Regions from separate parts of the Mus musculus genome. Here region 1 is linked to region 2. Evidence: chromatin loops called from intact Hi-C (ENCODE). Cell type or tissue: gastrocnemius. All regions are shown on one strand. Each heading gives the region's core, and the rest is flanking DNA. Links, peaks and the distances in the headings are about the cores only. Region 1 holds the start of Gm41362 (a long non-coding RNA gene). Region 2 has its middle 13 kb from the start of Cbx7.

Region 1 (11,617 bases), core at 2,197-10,196, 120 kb after region 2:
CTCCTTTAACCAGATCTGTTACATAGGGTGATTTCTCAGAGGCATCTTGGCATGGGCCAGCCATGTACAACCTCACCCCTGGTGCTTATACACTGTATTATATTCCATAGCATACAATATTTTTTTTGAGACAGGGTTTCTCTGTGTAGCCCTGGCTGTTCTGGCACTCACTTTGTAGACCAGGCTGGCCTCGAACTCACCTCGAATCCACCTGCCTCTGCCTCCCGAGTGCTGGGATTAAAGGCGTGCGCCACCACGCCCGGCTGCATACAGTATCTTGCTAGCTCTCTTTTTTCTTTTTTTAAATTTATTTATTTATTTATTTATTTATTACATATAAGTACACTGTAGCTGTCTTCAGACACACCAGAAGAGGGAGTCAGATCTCATTATGGATGGTTGTGAGCCACCATGTGGTTGCTGAGATTTGAACTCAGGATCTTCAGAAGAGCAGTCAGTGCTCTTAACTGCTGAGCCATCTCTCCAGCCCCATCTTGCTAGCTCTCATTTGAATTTTTTAAAAATATGTCTTGACTTTTTATTTACTTACTTTGGGGTGTGTGTGTATGGGGGGGGGGGGGAATCTCCAATGGCCACCAGAAGCTGATCAGAGGATGACACTCTCCACCCCATGGAAATCCGTTTTCTCTTTCTACCTGTGGGTCCCAGGGTTAGCTTGTCTGGCTTGCTGGAAAGTACCTTTTCCAGCTGAGCTACAAGGAACGGTTACAGTGGACTGGGCTGCTCCTGCTCAGAACACTGGCCAGACCCATGTCTCTGTATGGGCCATGTCTGTATATCTGTCTGTGCATCTGGCCGGACATGTCTGCATATCTCTTACTCACCTTGTGGTTGGGGACTTGTTGAAGTCTGGGGTACTTCAGAGGAGAGGGTACGCTGGGCCTCAGGCACCAGGTGCTCTCAAGTGACCCCTGTCTCAGAGTAACTAATTAATCATCAAGCTGTTTAAAGATTTACAAAGACAGAGCAGTGGAAGGCTTAACCAGCGTGTTGACGGGGACCCGGAGGGGTGTGCGGCAGTTACCCCTTTGCTGGCTGCTCCTGGACACCATGGCAGAGGAGGGGGCAGTGCGAGAGACTGGCTTTACCTCTCTACCCCCTGCTTCTCCCCAAACCCCTGCTGCTTTCTAAGGAACAGGGTGGGAGGTGGGGGTGGGATGGGTTCCAAAGAGAGGGAGGTCTGAACCAGTGCAGAAAATCCTACTGAGAACGAGAACTCTGGCCTTGCATCAGACCTCCCATAAGAGAGTTGTGTGACCTTCAGTGACTCTCTCCTTCCCTTTGAACCTCAGTGTCTATATATACAAAGTGAAAAAATGGGAAGCTTTGAGAATATGTTTGTTTGTTTAAAGAGTTATTATATTTAATTTTTTATTATTTATTTATTTATTTACATTGGGTTTTTGGTTTTTTTTTTTTTTTTTTAGTTTTTGTTTTGTTTTGGGTTTTTTTTTGTTTGTTTGGTTGGTTGGTTTTGGTTTTGGTTTTTAGACAGGATTTCTCTGTGTAGCCCTGGATAGTCTATAATTCATTCTGTAGATCAGACTGGCTTCAGACTCAGAGATCTGCCTGCCTCTGCTTCCTGAGCGCTGGGATTAAAGGCGTGCGCCACCACTGCCCACAGTGTGTGTGAGTTGCCTGGCTGTATTTCTCTTTGCCATGTGGGTGCAACACCCTTGGAGGCCTGAAGAGGGTGTGAGACTCCCTGGAACTGAAGTTACAGATGGTTGTTAGACTCTATGGGTACTGTGAACCCAACAGAGCCCTCTGGAAAACCAGCCAGGCCTCTTAACTTCTAAGCCCTCTCTCCAGCCCCAAGACTTTGAGAATTAGAGAGGAAGACTGGAGACAGCATCTGCCGAGGGGGCGTCTGGAACCTGATACTTGGGTTCTCAATGGCGATCCCCAAGCCCCCAGGTTCTGGCAACCCCCTCTCTTCTGAGATTAGCCGTCAAGTTCAGTTCTAAGCCTTAGAGAAGACAAAATGACCCTTTCCCCAGGTCCAAACACTGAGTTAACTTCCTCACCTAGGCCAGTCCTTATTTGTCAGGGGGTGGGGCCAGGAGGAGACGGACAGGGTTGTCCTCTTTCCTTGGCTTGGGTGCAGCCACAGCCATAGTTGGGGAACCACAGATGACCTGAGACCCAGAGAGGGGCAAGAATTCCCTAGACTACACCAGCCAAGGCACCTCCAGCTTTCTTCTGTTTCCCATGTTCATTATTCAGCAGAGCCCAGACCTGCCCAGCACTGCCCCCCCACCTCTCTCTCTCTCTCTCTCTCTCTCTCTCTCTCTCTCTCTCTCACACACACACACACACACACACACACACACACACACCACACACACACACACACACACACCCCTCCCAGCAGTCTGGACAACCACTCCTCCAGAAGTAGCACAGGGTTAGTCTGTGAGCCACAGTGAGTCAGGTGTGGGAAAGACCCATGACATCATCCAGTAGCCCTGGGCCACCTTGGGGGCTCATGAGACAATCTCTGGACTGGCTGGGGAATCCCGGAAAGGCTAGTGTCTGCTCCCTTGACAGTAAGAGAGACGCGTAGGTAGATGGGGACTGTCCCGGAGGCTTCAGGCCCTGGCTGAACTCCCTGGCCCTCCAAAGTAGCTTTAGGCAAACAGGTTCAGATTACCCAACTCCTTCACCCCAGCTGCCATGAAGAGAGAAGCAAAGAAAATGTCTTAAACAACAGATGGAGGCCCTGGCTAAGCACTTGGGCCTGGCGGGGGTCACCTGCTAGGTCATCTACCTGAGTTGTCTAAGCTTTCCTGACTGTGACAACCAGATCAAGGTCCAGGCACAGAAGTACCAAAGACAAGGGCTCAAATCCTAAACATCTCCAGCTGTGGGACCTGGGGTCCACACGCATCCCTGGGCCTCAGTTTCCCCTTCTGTATGTGGTGGTTGGGGAAGAGCCAGAAAGTGCAGACACCAAGTCCGGGTATGGAAAACAGCAAGGCTCTGGGGGAAGAAAGCTTAGTCTGGGACTGAGGGGTCCAAAGCCAGAGAAGGGAGGACAGCGACCAGAGAGCGCTCCAGTGTGGCAGGCAAGGAAGCAAAGGGGGGGCAAGCAGGAAGATGCTCCCCGCCCACCCACCTGCCAGTGGGAACCTTTCTCTCAGAACCCTGTGGGGGCCTGTGGGAGAGGAGCCGGCAGCAGGCCTCTGGAAAGAAAGAGGAAAATGCCTTCAGGCAAATTGTTCTCGATCCTTAGAACAAACAGTGAGCGGTGATGGTGGCAGGCAAAATTACCACTCCATAGGGAGGAGGGAGAACCTACTGAGGATGTGGTGGTTCAGCTCCTGAAGGACCCTAGAGTGGTCAGAGATCATCTGAACAGGTGGGCAAACTGAGCCTCAGAGGGAGGCTAGAACATCACTAAAGTGCCACGCCCAGGCAGCGGTGCACCAAATCCAATGTCCCTCTCCATTATTCCTCCCAGACCCAAAGGGAAAGCTTAGGTTTGGGGTGGGGTGGGGGGGCGCCTGTGAAGGCTTGCCACGCCCCCCCCCCCATCCTCAACTTCTCTTCCCCTGTTCCGGGCTCTGATCTCTGACCCACAGTGTTCTGAGGGCCTGGGCTGCCAGATGAGGGAGCCAGCAAGGGGGAGTCATGCGCTGACATTCCCAGACAGGCCTGGCACATTCCTGCCAGAGTGTCACTCTGCCCCCCCTAGCGCCCCACCCGTGCCCCGCACACAGTGCCCATTGTCTGCCCCAGACACTTTGAGCTGCCGCTGCCTCCGGCCTCCAACACCTCCCCACATCCTCCCATTCCCAGGTGGGGCCCCACAAGTCCAAACATCCATCTTTTGGTTTCTGACCCCAAAGAGTAGTGATGCCATTTCTTGGGAACCAAGGAAAGGTCAGAGAAGGAAAGTGGTCTGCAGCAGGCCACACGGACTGCCGGAAACCCTAGACCCCCTCAGTTCAGACCTTCTCCCACCTTCCACCTGGCTGGGTACCACTGCCTGTCAGCTCAGGCCTGGATCTCCTGTACCTCTGCCTCATTGGCCACTGGCGACCCTGCAGCCCAGCCCACGTGTGCATACCTCTGTTTTACAGACCAGGAGTGTGACTCAGGAAGGGGAGCCCTTGCCAAGGCCACCCAGAAAGGAAGCAGCTGAGATCTAGCCCAGGTCAACAGCGTGAATCCCCAGCCCACGCTCTTTCCACCTCCTGTGGGGAACAGCTCAGTGTAGAGGGTGGGAGGCTCTCAGAACAGTCAGGGGAGAAAGTGGATCCAAGGGAGCCTAGCTGGAAGGCGGGGCAGGTTTGTCAAGCTGGCCAGGACAGGCATGCCTAGTTATCCACCCATGAAACAGATGCCAAGTCTGGCCAGGATGCAGATACAGCTCCATTTAGGATCTGTAACACCTGGGAAGACGCACGCATGCAGTATTGACCTGCCCTAAGGGACTGGAGAGATGGTGTCAGAGGATAAATGCTCCACAGGTGGCAAAGGCCCTCAGTACAAGCCGTCAAGCCCCCTCCCCCTCTAGGCTCACTCAGCCTTCATGGCTAATTAGGGCTCATCATGACACAGCCACTCCTTCGAGTGTTTGAGAGTCTTCGTATTTACTCCTGCCTCCCGGGTTACCCTTCCAGCAGAGAGCCTCAACTCTTCTCTCTTCCTTTATGCAGTCTTAGTATCAGATCAGACTACCTTGGAGAAGAGCAACTTTGCACTTAGCAGCTTCCCAACAAGCAGTCCCTTCCAGCATCCAATGCAGATGCAGCTCCCAGGAGCACATAGCACCCAGCACTGGTATCTCCAGCACCCAGCGCTCCTGTCCCCATCCCGTGTGTCCTGTGCTCAGTCCTCTCCACTCTCACCTATGGCAGGTTGATGCCCTGGTTTCTGCTCACCCTAGATAGGATAGGATTTTTGATTTTTTGCTGGGTGACGTAGGGAGGGACAAGAAGAATCAAGACTGGTGATTGGATTTTTAACTCTACCTGCCTGGTCCCTGTTGCTTCTTCCCCCTGAGACAGCACCAGGATGGATCGGATCGTAGCTACCCCTGCTCCATGAGCATCCACTCCGGCTCTCTCACCAGGAGCCCCAATTTCTTTTGACCTTCACAGAAATGGGCCCATGTGAGAGGCCACCAGGGAATAGACACTGTTCCATCCCCACTGGCTCTCTGCACTGGGTGAGATGTCACGTTCTGTGCACTACAGACCAGGTGGTTTAGCTTAAGCAGTCGGTAAAGAGCAATATCAGCCATTGGGTAGCTACGGTCCTGAACAGGCACAGCCTTTGGTTACAGCACTTGGGAAAGAGGCAGGTGAATCTCTGTGAACTTGAGGCCAGCTTGATCTACAGGGCAAGTTTAGGTACAGCCAGGGATATACAGAGAAACCCTGTCTGGAAAGAGAGAAAAGAAAAGAAAAGGAGTGGGGGGGGGGACAAAGAGACAGAGAGAGAGATAGACAGAGAGAGGCAAAGAGGGAAACACAAAGAGAAACAGAGGGAGCGGCGGCAGGGTGGGAAGAAGGAAGGAAGGAAAAACAAAGAAGAAAAGGAAGCCACAGTTACTTGTGCGGAGAGCAGCTTCTGAGGGTGGTGGGAGGCAGGTGGGCCCAGGACTGCCTTAGAGACAACAGCTGTGTAGCACCTGAGCATGGCTGGCACCTGGAGCCACCAAAGTCCAGACATCCTAGGGTTAGCCACAAGATTTTTTTTTTAAGATGTATTTATTTCATTTATATGAATACACTGTAGCTATCTTCAGACACACCAGAAGAGGGCATCAGATCCCATTACAGATGGTTGTGAGCCACCATGTGGTTGCTGGGAATTTAACTCAGGACCTCTGGAAGAGCAAGCAGCCAGTGCTCTTAACCACTGAGCCATGTCTTCAGCCCCCAGTATCCACAATATTGATGGAACTATTTTTCATTGCTTCAAGCTGCAGAGCCACGTGCTCTGGCTGGGGCGTCCTGGCTCTCCTCACCAGGACCTCTCTTTGGATGGACCAGAGAGTGAAAGCGACTTGTACAAGGTCACACAGCTGGCCAGGTGTGAGGACAGAGTCCCTGTCTGCCCTGGAGACTCCTGCCCTACCCTGACCTCTGGGTGCTCCAGATCTGCATGGAAAGGTCTGTCTGTCCCCAGAACATGAAACCCCACACCCAAACAACCTACTGAGAGGTGGCCAGAAAGGAGACTAGCCCCTGAAGGCTCTCAGGAAGAAGTGTTCCTGGCACAGAGCCAGAGGAGCCTGAAGCAAGGTAAACCCCACCTGAAGTCACTGTCTTTCCGGCGGTGACATCATTAGCACAGCTGGAGGACTGAGCAAGCTGAGGCAAAGCCAACTGGGTGTCTACAAACACAGCAGTAGTAAAAAAGAAAAGAAAAGCAAGCCCCATCAGCAACCCCAACTGGGGGCTAAGCGGGGCCGTGGGCCTTGAGAACTAGAGGCCCTCGGGGTGGGGAAGGTGTTCTTGGTTGCACAGCAAATCAGAAGCAGGCCCAAGGTAAGAAGCCAGTCTCCCAGGAAGGTGTTCTGCCGTCCAGGCCAGCACCCTGGGACGGACGGCTCTCTACTTTCTCCTTGCACTCAGGGAACTCTGGTGGAGCCTGGAAGTGCCTCTCCATCTTTAACATGCAGTCCGGGGGAGGGGCGCGAGGGGCGGGGCGAGGGGGCGCTGGAGAAATGGTTCAGGAGTTTCCAGCACCAATGCTCTTCTGGAGGACTCAGGTTTAATTCTTGCATTCAAATAGTAGCAGACAACCGGCTATAACGCCAGTTCCTGAGGGTCGGACGCCCCCTTCTGGCCTTCTTGATCACTGCATGCATGCAGTACACCTATATACAGATAAAACACCCAACCGTATAAAATACCAAAACCAACAACAAAAATCTTTGTTGTTGTTGGGTGTTTTTGTTTGTTTGTTTTTTGAGACAGGGTTTCTCTGTGTAGCCCTGGCTGTCCTGGAACTCTCACTTTGTAGACCAGGCTGGCCTCCAGCTCAGAAATCCGCCTCTGCCTCCCGAGTGCTGGGATTAAAGGCGTTGCCACCATGCCCAGCTCCAGAAAGCTTTAATAAAATAAAATAATATCGTTTCAGACCCTCACATCTCCCTGTGTTCTGTCACTGGTGAGCATGATTACAATTCAGTTTTCAAATTTCAGGTTGGTTTTTGTTTGGTGAATTTGGTTTTTTCAAGACAGGGTTTCTCTGTGTAGCCCTGGATGGCCTGGAACTTGCTATAAAGGTACACACTTCCACCACACCCAGCTAATTTTAGGCTTTTTTTTTTTTTTTAAAGACAAGGTCACACTATGTAGCCTTAGCTGGCTCTATTTGCTATGTAGACCAGGCTAGCCTCAGAGATCCTCCTGCCTCTATCTCCCAGGTGCTGGGATTAAAGGTGTATGCCACCATGTTTGGCCTATTTTAGATACCGCCCCCGCCCCCCAACTGGGGGGTCACTGGGTCTCATGTAGTCCAGAACTGGCCTTGAGCTCCTGTTCCTCTTGCCTCCACTTCCTGTGTGCTGGGATTACAGGTGTGGGAAACCACAGTGAGCTACAGGGCTGTATTTACCCCACAGCAAGTGGCAAATGCTACTAACCTGGGATCCCGCCTCCCACCAGGGATCAGACATTAGCCGGCCCAGCTCTGCTACATCAAAGCTAATAGCAGTGTTCTCTCTAGAGACCTCCAGAGTAGCCACCTCTGTCCCTCCTAAGCCCATCCTTTGTCATCTGCACCCTATTCCCCTCCCAACCTTCTTCAGCCTATCCTCCACCAGTAGCCCCTAAATCTTTCAAAACTTAAAAGAGGAGCTGGAGAGATGGCTCAATGGTTACCACCCACATCATGGTGTCAAAGCACCTGCAACTCCAGTTCTAGGGCACCTAGCGCCCTCTTCTGGCCTCCACTGGCACCACCATGCACATGAGGCGCAGACAAACACACAGGAAAAACACGCACATACAAACAAAAAACAAAAAAAAAAAAAACAAACAAAACAAAACAAAAAACCCTAACCAATGAATCCTGCCAGCCTGACCTTCCCAGCCTCAGGTCTCTGCCTGATCTATGCCTTCTCTGGGACTGGTCCAGGCACTGTGTCTGCTTCCTAACTCTCATCATCCATTTCCTAGGCAAGGCACCTTCTCTGGGAGACCCCAACAACCACTGCTGTATCTTCCCATGAAGTGCTTTCCGCACCACTCCCCCCCAAACACCAGGGTGTCCTCGCTGTGGAGGGTGGTGACCCTTTGTGGACAGGGTTTCTTGTTGTCTCTCAGGACCTATATCCCAGCATTCAGTGCAGGCCCAGAATGTAGATGTTCAATAATGCATAGGATTGGTAAATCATGGCTTCCATAGAAGGTTACAAAAGACTCAAGCTGTGGTCACTTGTACCCATGGAAGGCCTGTAATGATGATCTAGGAGGGAAGGGAGAGGGGACCCAACCCACCTGCCAAGTATCTCCAGAACATAGCTTCCCTCTTCCCTCCTTCCAGCCCCACGTCTAGCCTCTGCCTATCCCTTCTCACAGCAACCTCTTGCCCCAGGGTTTGTGGGGAGCAATTAAGAGGAATTCCTGGCCAGGAGTCAGAGGTGGCGCCCCGGCAGGCTGGCAGGATACAACAATAAGCATATGCCAGGACTGTTCCAAATTCCATCTCCCACAGCCCTGTGCAGAGCTGCCACGTGGGACCAAGAGTGATGGGAGCACCCCCAAAGCAGGGGGACACTTGGGGCATTGTACGGGGGTAAAGAAGACAGGCAAGTGCAGAATGCAGCAGAGGAAGGAAATTACAACCCCAGCAAGAGGCAGGCAAAATGTGGGTGTCGGTCTGTAATCATACACCAGCAACCAGGGAAAGGGCAAGCCCCCAAAGCGCTGATTAATATGAGGCCCATAGGAAAACTTCTGGCTGAGCCGAGAAAGTTCTGGGTGCCCTGGTCCTCAATGAGACAAGAACTACCCCTAGCCCTGTCTGTGCCTGGGACCCCACTTATTCAGAGATGTCTACAAGAGGGCTCTAGAATGTTCAGTCATTCTTCATGCAGTAGCAAGAAGGGTACAGGCATAGTGGTGCAAACCTTTAAATGCCAGCACTTGGAAGGATCTCTGTAAGTTCAAGGCCAGCCTTGGTTTGCACCTCAAGTTTCAGGACAGTCAGGACTACATAGTGAGATTCTATCTCAGAATGAAACAAAAATAAACAAAAAAATGTAAAGGAGAGAAAGGGGCTCAGGAGATGGCTCTGGGGTTAAGAGCAATAGTTGTTTTCTCAGCAGACCCAGGTTTAGTTCCCAGCATCCACATGGTAACCCACAGCCGCCTGTAACTCCAGTCCCAGGATATCTGATGCCTATGTCTGGCCTCCTCAGGCACCAGGCATGTACAAACTGAATATATATATGCAGGCAGGCAAACACTCATATAATAAAAATAAATTTTGAAAGAAAGAAAGAAAGAAAGAAAGGAAGAAAGAAAGGAAGAAAGAGAGAGAGAGAGAGGCAGGAGGTGGACCAGTTAAGATCACTTGCTGGTTGTGAAGAGGACCTAGGTTCGGTTCCTGGCATGCACGTCATGGCTCACAAACATCTGTGACCCCAGTTCTAGGGATCCAGTGCCTTCTTCAGTCCTCCCTGAGCACCAGTCATGCACATGGTACAATACATACATGTAGGCAAAACACTCATACATAACATTTCAAAAAGGAAAAAGAAAAAGAAAGAGAGAAAGAAAGAGAGAAAGAAAGAAAGAAGAGGAAAGGAAAGAAAAAAGAAAAGAAAAGAAGAGGAGAGGAGAGGAGAGGAGAGGAGAGGAGAGGAGAGGAAAGGAAAGGAAAGGAAAGGAAAGGAAAGGAAAGGAAAGGAAAGGAAAGGGGGGCTGGAGTGATGGCTCAGTGGTTAAGAGCACCAGCTGCTCTTCTGAAGGTTCTGAGTTCAAATTCCGGCAACCACATGGTGGCTCACAGCCATCTGTAACAGGATCCGATGCCCTCTTCTGGTGTTTGATGACGGCTACAGTGTACTTTACTGTGCACTTATATACATAAAATAAATAAGTAAATTTAAAAAAAAAAAAAGAAGAAGGGGCTGGAGAGATGGCTCAGTGGTTAAGAACACTGACTGCTCTTCCAGCGGTCCTGAGTTCAATTCCCAGCAATCACATGGAGGCTCACAACCATCTGTAATGGGATCTTCTGGCATGCAGACATATATGCAGATAGAGCACTTGTGTATAAAATAAATAAATAAAATCTTTTAAAAAAAAGAAAGAAAAGAAAGCAAGAAAGGAAGGAAGGAAGGAAGGAAGGAAGGAAGAGAAGGAGGAGGAGGAGGAAGGGGAGGAGGAGGAAGAGGAGAAAGGTCCCAACGGGGAGAAGTCATGTCTGAGCTTGTGAAAGATTCCCTTCTGGTCTCTGGGACACGCCCTTGTCCTTGTCACTCCCCCTGGGTCTGGTCCAGGTGTGATTGGTTCAGACAACAGCCCCTTCCCAGCTGTCAGCACCCAAGCTGTCACCAATGCCTGCACTAGTGTGCCTGGCTTGCCACCATTGTTCCTCCCCCACTTGCAGTGTCGCCCCAGAACATCAATGCCTTTGAAAAATTATTATTTTTTAATTATTTTATTTCTATGTTATGTGTACAGGCGTTTTGCCTGTGTGTATGTCTGTGCAGTGTGTGCATACAGTGCCTACAGAATCCAGAAGTCATCAGATCCCCTGGACCTGGAGTCACAGACAGATGTGAGCAACCATGTGAGTGCTAGGAATGGAACCAGGGTCCTATGGAAGAGCAACCAGTGCTCTGAACCAAGTCCTTTCAACCAGACTATCCCAGAAAGGACCATTGACTGCTGGACTGTTTCCCATTCTATCTCTGAGAACTTCAAGACTCAAACATTCTCCGAAGCTTGCTTTGCTCCTTTCCTGACCTTTCAGCTACGAGCAAGTCTAAAAGCTCAGACAAGAATTAGAGCAAAGCCAGGCAGTGGTGGCACACACCTTTAATCCCAGCACTTGGGAGGCAGAGGCAGGCAGATTTCTGAGTTCGAGGCCAGCCTGGTCTACAGAGTCAGTTCCAGAACAGCCAGGGCTACACAGAGAAACCCTGTCTGGAAAAACAAACAAACAAGACAAAACATAAAGATCTAGAACAACAGAAATCTGGGGACTGGGATTTGGAATGCAAGGCCCTTAGAAGCTGAAACCCTTCCAATCCTAATTCCCTGTGTTCCAGGCCGGAGTCCCCGAGCTTCCCACCATGCAGACTAATGTGCTGCAGCGAGACAGGGCATGCGCTGGTAGGGAACATCAGGCCAGTACCTTGAGCCTGGCCTGCAAACAGGATGGGACAGGAAAGAGACAGGGCATTTGTGAGCAAAACCAGGGTGCTGGAGGCCTCTCCTCCTCACTCGAGAGGCCAGGAGAGATACAGGAGAGAAGAGCAGATGCCAAAGGGTTGGCGGAGGGTGTGTGGTCACCGGGGGTGGCGGGATCTTTCCCCTGGAATTTTCTCCTGGCAGGAAAGGCCCACCCTCCTAGGAATGGAAAACAATCCCTGGCATCTGGCCCCTGAGGCTACTTGGTT
Region 2 (8,000 bases), core at 1-8,000:
CACAGACTTGAAACCGAATGAACTACAAGGGGCATGCAAGAAGCCAAACAAATCTTTTAAAATACTGAACGGACAAAGGCACTGAGCTGCCTCTCCACCTCCAAAACCACGCGAATGATGCACTTACTCAGCACGCACAAAGCCGTCTGGAGGTGCTGGGCGCAGTGGCTTACTAACCCTAGCCTCTGTCCTCAGAAAGTAGAGGCAGGAAGATGGAAAGCTCAAGGCCAACTTGGGATTCCTAAGATCTATCACAAAACCACAAAGGAACCAACAAACCCAGAACTAACTAGTGATGGTAAAACCATGCAAATAGCGAGGGCAGGGGGTGCATGAGCTTAGCCAGGAAGCTGCCATCACACAGTGGCTAGCTGTGTGGGCCGTAGAATGACTGTGGATGTATCATAATGCAAAAATACAATTGAAATGGTTTTAAATCAGAGCTAGGCTAGTGGTGGCGTGTGCCTTTAACCCCAGCACTCAGGAGGCAGAGGCAGGCAGATCTCTGACCTCATGGTCAACCTGGTCCACAGAGCCGAGTTTCAGGACAGCCCAAGGCTTCACTGAGAAACCCTGTCTTGAAACACCAAAACCAGGTATGGCTGAGGGGGGAAGAGACAATCCAGGCCAGGCATAGCACCAATCCAGATCCCACCAGACAGAGCCAGCTGGGAAGGCAGGCAAGGAGCAGGGGGCCTCGGCGGTTCTGGGTTGGGCTAAGCAACATGAGGCAGCCTCGCCAAGCCTGCCGGGAGAAGGACAATGCAGCTCAGCAGGTAGTGCTCCAGGATGAAGATGGATGGCTTGTGAGAAATGACCATTGACTTTGGGGGCTGAGAAACACTAACCCAACATTTATCGTTTGAAGAAACAACTGTACAAGCAAAGAGACCCTTTAGCCTTGGCCCTTGCTAACTTTTCAGTATCTCCTTACCTGCCGAACCCAGAGAGTAGCTGTCACTGGCTTGGGCTCCAGTGGGTCCTCAGAAGCCTGACTGACTACCCTTTGCAAAAAGCTTCGTCACATAGATGGCATAATGCTAGTCTCTGAATGTTTTACAGATTTTTTTTTATATACATTGCACCTAAAAAGTGTGTGTGCATGTGCGTGTGAGCATGTGTTGTTTATACCAGCAGGGATGCATATATGTATGTGAAGAACAACTCCGTTGCAGTTTGGGTGTCCAACTTATGTTGTCACAGGGTCTCTCACTGGCCTGGAGCTCACCAAGTAGGCTAGGCTGGGCGGGCCAGTGAGCCACAGACATTAGCCAGTTCCCATCTCCCCAGTGCTGGCATTACCGCGTACACCACCATGCCCGCTTTCTCATGTGAGCTCTAGGGAATCAAACAAGGTGCTGAGTCCTTGAATGGCCCCAGGGACTTGACCTAATTGGAAAGTTACTTTCCTATTGCTGGGATATGACACCATGACCAAGGCAACTTATAAGAGAACTTGTTGAATTCGGCTTAGGGTCCCAGAGGGTTAAATTCTATGGCGGGAAAGCATGGTAGTGGGTTGCAGGAACAGCAGCTGAGAGCCCCATGTCTTGATCCACAAGCAGGAGGCAGAGACCACACTGGTAACTGCATGTGTTTTATGAAACAGCAAAGCCCACCCGCGTGACACACCTCCTCTGACAAGGCCACACCTCCTAATCCTTCTCCAATTGTTCCACCAACTGGGGACCAAGTATTCAAATGTATGAGCCCCTGGGGGGCCATTCTCATCCAAACCACCATACTAACAAACAAAAGCACCTCTTGGAGAAGCTGAACACTCATTCAGTATATCAGCACATCCCAGCCCACAGCTGCACAGAACACTCAAATGATCTCATTGCTAGAAGCCCGAATACTGTTCTGACCACAGGTATATCACTGTCCTGGGAGAAGAGAGGGCAAGGCATCAGGGCAAAAGGGAGCCTTGTCCTCTTTTCCTCTTGGCAGTGAACCATCGTGAAGGGGGCCCATGGGTCTGCAGTTTTCACTCAGAGAGTCACACAATGGGCGCCAGGTGACTGGCACATTGGCCCTGGCAAAGAGTAGGGGTGCAGTGGGGGATTCAGAAGGGCAGAAAGGGGTAGGCCAGGGTTTACGTTCCTCAATGAGCCCTTGCAAAACCATATTATACCTGTGTATTTAGAAATTGTATATCTATGGCAATAATGTAAAAGTACAGATTAATGCATGTAGAAATTTGACCCCAAAGTAAACTCTCCCCCAAAAAAGGATATAACCTATAAGCAAAGAAAGCGGTGGGGGGAGAGACCCTGGGTACCTGACTGCCTTTGGGTAGTTGTGCGGAGCCGCCTAGCTGGAGTCTCCTAGGATCACAGAGGACAGAGGAAAGCAGGGCCTGTACTGCAGCCCCACAGCAGAATGGAGGGAGGTGACCAGGTGGAGGGAGGGAAGGAGCTCAAGTCGGATGCTGGGTCTGAGGGTATCAGAGAGGGTTCTCCTGCCTCCCTGCCTGTCTCTCCAGCCCCCAGGGCCAGCTTCCTGGTGTGTGGCCAGTGCCCTCGTGCAGGCTGCACCTACATGGGTCCGACAGACAGCTGATGATTCCCCGCTCTGATGCCAAAACATCCACACCAGCTGCTGAGGGGCTCTGTGTTTTCATCTTACACTGGATCCCATCCTGCGTCCCCACCCCTCAGCCCCTAAGTCCCCTTCTCTTCTGCCTGGACTGTCACAAACTCAGCTTCCTGGGCCTCTGGCCCTGCCCCTTCTGTAACTAGTATCACCACCCTGTACATGTCTTGGGCCCCTCCCTTTCTGTGGCAGAGCTCAGAGTTGGGCCCCGGAGACCCTGTGTACATTTGTTGGTGAGAGGCACCTGTGTACATCACGGAACAGAGCAGCAGCAGCAGCAGCAGCAGCAGCCTCTACCCTAAAACCATTTACATCACTGCCACTGTTCCCTGGTGGAGCCACCTGGAATCCCCAACCTTTTCAGACAGAGAAGAGCGCCCAGCCTAAGGGAGCGCCCTCCTTTTCCCAGCCTTGGCCCCTCTCCTCCTCCCGTTCCTGACCTCTTCCTCTCTCTCTAACCTTTCTCAGGTATCTGGCCCTGGCAACTGAACCAGACAGGCCTGATGCCCAAGAGGTGTCCCGCCCCAACTGGCATTTCCTTCTCCTTGACCCTGTAGCTGCTGCCACCACCCTCTGCACTCACAGTCCCCAGCACATTGCCCTCCAGTCCCTGCCACCTCCACGCAGCCCTGTCTCAGTCAGGGTTTCTATTCCTGCACAAACACCATGACCAAGAAGCAAGTTGGGGAGGAACGGGTTTATTCGGCTTACACTTCCTCACTGCTGTTGACCACCATAGAGGAATGTTACTTACTGGCTTGCTTATTGTTTGTTTGTTTTCGTTTTTTTTCGAGACAGGGTTTCTCTGTATAGCCCTGGCTGTCCTGGAACTCTGTCCTGGAACTCACTTTGTGGACCAGGCTGGCCTTGAACTCAGAGATCCCCCTGCCTCTGCCTCCCAAGTGCTGGGATTAAAGGCCTGTGCCACCCTGTCCGGCTTCTTTTTTTTTTTTTTTTTTAAGATTTATTTATTTATTCTATGTAAGTACACTGTAGCTGTCTTCATACACCCCAGAAGAGGGAGTCAGATCTCATTACGGGTGACTGTGAGCCACCATGTGGTTGCTGTGATTTGAACTCAGGACCTTCGGAAGAGCAGTCGGATGCTCTTACCCGCTGAGCCATCTCATCAGCCCCCCTGTCCGGCTTCTTAGCTTGCTTTCTTATAGAACCGGAGACTACCAGCCCACAAGGGGCCCTCCCCCCTTGATCACTAATTGAGAAAATGCCTTATAGCTGGATCTCATGGAGGCATTTTCTCACCTGAAACTCATTTCTCTGTGATAACTCCAACCTGTGTCAAGTTGACACAAAACCAGCCAGTACCCTCCACCCTGGTGTTCAGCCTGAGGCTGGTCTTCAAGAAGGCGTAGGGGGAAGAGGGCATATGGGGAACTACACTGTTTTCAGAGGTGAGGGCCAGACTCCCTACCCCCACTCCCGGTTGGAAAACCACAGTAAATATCTTCAGTAAAAAGCAAGGTCCTGGGAACAAGGCAGATGCCCACAGTGCCTCCCTGGGCAGCACAACTCACACTGACCACCAGGTGGCGCTAAGTTCCCAAGTTCTGGCAGACCTACAGGCTCCACAGCTGGATAAGGCTGGAGCTGGAAATCACCAGAACTTGCCAGAATGCAGCGGTAACACAGAAGGTGGGTGGGTCCTCCCTGTCTCCTCTGGCCCTCTAGGTGTTTTCCTGTCAGTCACTAGTGGACTCTACACCTTCCAAGCTGCAGGTCAGCTCTTCCCCAAGGGAGAGAGGCCGTGAATAAAGCAATGTCGGAAGAAAACAGCAGAACTGGATTCACCCCCTCCCCACTATGCCCTCAGCACTTGCTAAAGGCAGGTTTATGTAGGAACTGCTCTTAGTCCTATTTCACAGGCGAGAGAGCTGAGGCACGGAGAGGCTGCAGAGCTTAGCCCATGCACTTTGAGCTCTCTGGCTCCCCAGGAGAGATAGCCTATTGACAGTCTCTTTTTGCAGGTGACTTGAGGTCCAGAGACTAAGTGTCTTTCTCTTTCCTCCTCCTCCGCTTTTTAAGTTTTATTTCGAGACAGGACTTCTCTGTGGAGCATTGGCTGTCTTTGAACTCACTCTGTAGACCAGGCTGGCCCTGAAAACACAGAGATCTGCCTTCTTCTGCCTCCCTGCACTGCTAGCCCTGAAAGATGGGACACTGTGAAGTACCAGAGTTATAGTCATCTCACCACACAGATGAAGGAACTCAGTCCCAGAGAGGGGAATCATTTATCCCTGGGTGGTGCAGAGGCGAGAGAGCGCGTGCCCGCGCATGTTCAGCAAGAAGGTGCAGTGCTCAAAGACTGCCAGAAGAGGGCATCGGATCCCCTAAAACTGGAGTTAGAAACATCTGTGTGCCCCCATGTGTGTACTGGGAACCAAAACTGCTCTGTAAGAGCAGCCAGTTGTTCTTTTGGCTGCGAGCCTCTCCTTTAACAGCTGAGCCATCTCTCTAGCACCCCCCCCTTTTTAACGTGGGGTGGGCACAACTACACACGTGTGAAAGTAAGACAACCACATTCACAGGTCAGTTTTCCCCTTCTGTTATTTGGGTCTTTGGGATTGAACTCAGTCAGGCCGGAAGGTGAATGAGTGTCTCTACCTGTCACAGAACCATGTCGCCAGCCCTGTGATGTTTCTTTCTGTCCCTAACCATCCCAGGAGCCTTGTGGCCCTCCTCACACAGCCGTCTGCCTTCCCTTTCCTGCTCCAAAGCCATCCTAGCCTTCTCTATAAACCTGCTCACAGCCCATGAGGGGCTGGGATATGTGTGATGGCCTCTTGCTTGTCAGTTTGACTACATCTAGAATGAACTAAACCCCAAGGGCTGTGAGGAATTTTTGTTTGTTTGTTTTTGTTTTTCGAGACAGGGTTTCTCTGTATAGCCCTTGCTGTCCTGGAACTCACTTTGTAGACCTTGAACTCAGAAATCCGCCTGCCTCTGCCTCCCGAGTGCTGGGATTATTTGGCTTATTTTGGATTTTTTAAAAAAACATTTATATGAGTACACTGTAGCTGTCTTCAGACACACAAGCCACTATGTGGTTGCTGGGAATTGAACTCAGGACCTCTGGAAGAGCAGCCGGTGCTCTTAATGGCTGAGCCATCTCTCCAGCCCCTCATTCTGGATCTTTTGAGGTCAGAAGATCTGGGCCACGCCCTCTGCTGGCAACCTATATAAATATGAGCAAAGACTGAAGCTTGCTCTCTGTGCCTGCTTGCCCTCACTCTCGCTGGCAGGTCTGTTCTTTCGCTGACATTAGAGCTGCCTCCTTCAGGCTTCCAGCATACACTGAAGTCCAGCTGAGACACCAGCTTCCAGGATTGATCAGCTGCCGGCACATTCTTGAACTTTCCACTGGTAGACAGCCATTTTGGGGCCACACAGCTGACCGTAGTGTGTAAACCATCTTAATTGTCCTTCTATCTGTCCACTCTATTCCGATCCTTTAGGGAACCTGACCGACAGGTATGGGATGTCAGATTCTTACTTGTAATTGTCCCTAGGACAAGCTGGGGCGGGACCAGAGGACAAGGTGGGAGGCCATTCCTCTCAGTAAACCCACTGAAAAGATTCCATTCGAGACCCAGGGTCTAGGTCTGGGTTATAAAAATTCATCTCTGATGCTGCTGCCACCTCCTTACCACTCCCACCCCCGCCCTCCACCCATACACTGAACCCTGGCCTCTGCTGCCTGCCCTGAGGGGCATCCTGTGGTTGCTTAGAAACCTTCTTTTCTGTTTCAGCCTTGGCCTCTTCCTCCTGGGCTGCTGGGCCACCTTCTCCCTCTACCTCTCTCTTCCACCTGGATGGCTAGGTCATTCCTCGATCTCACCTGTGTGTACCAAGGGTTTAGCACCGAGCCAGCTCTGTGTTGTGAGATGGTTCAAATCTAGTTCTATCATTCTATGCTGTGCTGCCTCCTACAAATTCTTCAACCTCTCTGAGCTTTGTTTTTCACTTGCAAAGGGATTGTAGTGAGAATCTGCACACCAATATGCACAAAACAAGCGAGCAAACAGTATGAGGTGGCTATCCAGTGAAGGTGACTGAGCACTCTAATGTATGCCTTTTAAAAATCTGTATATATACATGTATATGTACTTATTGTTGTTTTGGTTTGGTTTGTTTCCTGACAGGGCCTTACTATGTAGCCCTGGCTGTCCTGGAACTCACTCTGTAGACCAGGCTAGCCTCAAACTTTAGAGATCTGCCTGCCTCTGCCTCCCAAGTGCTGGGGTTAAAGACTTACTACCACTCCTGGCTATTTATTTTTTATTTTTAATTAAAAGAAAAGAAGTCAGCAGACTCCCTGTCCTCCTATTCTTTCCTCTACCCTGATGTGTCCAGAGGGATCACCGAAAAACAACCCGACCCATTTACACACATCACCACCTGCTCAAAAGCCACCTGTGAGCCAGGCACACGCCTGCCATCCCAGCACTCAGGAAGGAGAAGCAAGTGGATCTCTGTGAGTTCAAGGCCAGCATGGTCTACATAGATAATTCCAGGCTAGCCAGTAACATTGTGAGACCCCGTAGGAAAAGAGGAAGAGAGAGAGAGAGAGAGAGAGAGAGAGAGAGAGAGAGTGAGAGAGAGAGAGAGAGAGAGAGAAGCCACCAAGGACTCCCTGGTATCTGGGCATTCAGGTCCCACTCTTTACCAGTGCCTCTCAGGCCCTTCCTCTAGCTCTTCCCTGGGTCGTTTCTCCTTTAATTTAGTCTCCACTGCAATCCTGTGGGTCCGGGTCTCTCCCAGGACAACCAGGGTTTCCTTTCCAGCGCCTGAGCTCATGTTGTACACGAGTCGAACAAATACACTTTTGTTGCCCAAACAAAATGCCTGTGTGTTACTTTTGGTCTCTTTTCTGCAGTGCCTCTTGTCTAAGCATGCCTGCCACTCTCCAGCCTGGCTCTGAACAGCCTCCCGTTGCTGATCATTGGCAGGGACGTTGGACCCACCTCAGGTGCCTGCTGGTGCCTCATCTCAGGGGGCGCCTTGAATATCATGTGTCCAGAGTCTAGCTTGGCTATCGTTCCAAGGTCATTCACACCCCTCAGTTCCTAAGAGGGGCATTGAGTGGATTTGCTAATGGCAGCCTTGCTTGCCCAGGGCCTACTCCATTTCCTAGGCTTCCCATGGTTCCTCGGAATTGCAGGCTGTCCTCCAGGCCACATCACAGAGCTAGGGGAGATCCTACCATCAGAGAGAGTCATGGGAGACAGGGAGGAAGACAGGTGTGAGCATGCCTCTATAAGGCCCCACCAAGTCTTTCCAGCTCCAACAACTGGGCGCCTGGCCCCCGATGACGCCCTTTTACCCGTCTCTGATGCTAGTTAGTTTACGCTGAACCGACTCCGGCCTCCAGGGAAGTCAATTTATGC

The links. Peaks named below come from ENCODE experiments on the same cell type or tissue, not always from the same donor. Only the 100,000 strongest peaks of a DNase experiment are listed, where the experiment ranks them.
Region 1: it touches region 2 in a loop (5-fold over the local background); 40 of 42 quality-filtered maps call a loop at or near these places.

The regions. Positions count from the first base shown.
Region 1 is chr15:80,058,836-80,070,452 of GRCm38, forward strand. It overlaps Gm41362 (a long non-coding RNA gene), which reads right to left and starts at 919. Exons shown (of 3, transcript XR_875493.1): 1 at 846-919. In gastrocnemius, for the core only: CTCF peaks have their summits at 6,823 (motif pointing left) and 7,926 (motif pointing left); a DNase peak (open chromatin) is centred at 6,815; H3K27ac peaks cover 778 bases.
Region 2 is chr15:79,942,062-79,950,061 of GRCm38, forward strand. It overlaps a transcript of Cbx7 not described here. Among named protein-coding and RNA genes, the nearest start is that of Cbx7, 13 kb to the left of the region's middle. RefSeq lists an enhancer at 7,876-8,000. In gastrocnemius, for the core only: CTCF peaks have their summits at 4,130 (motif pointing right), 4,919 (motif pointing right) and 5,792 (motif pointing left); DNase peaks (open chromatin) are centred at 4,148, 4,937 and 5,785; H3K27ac peaks cover 4,725 bases.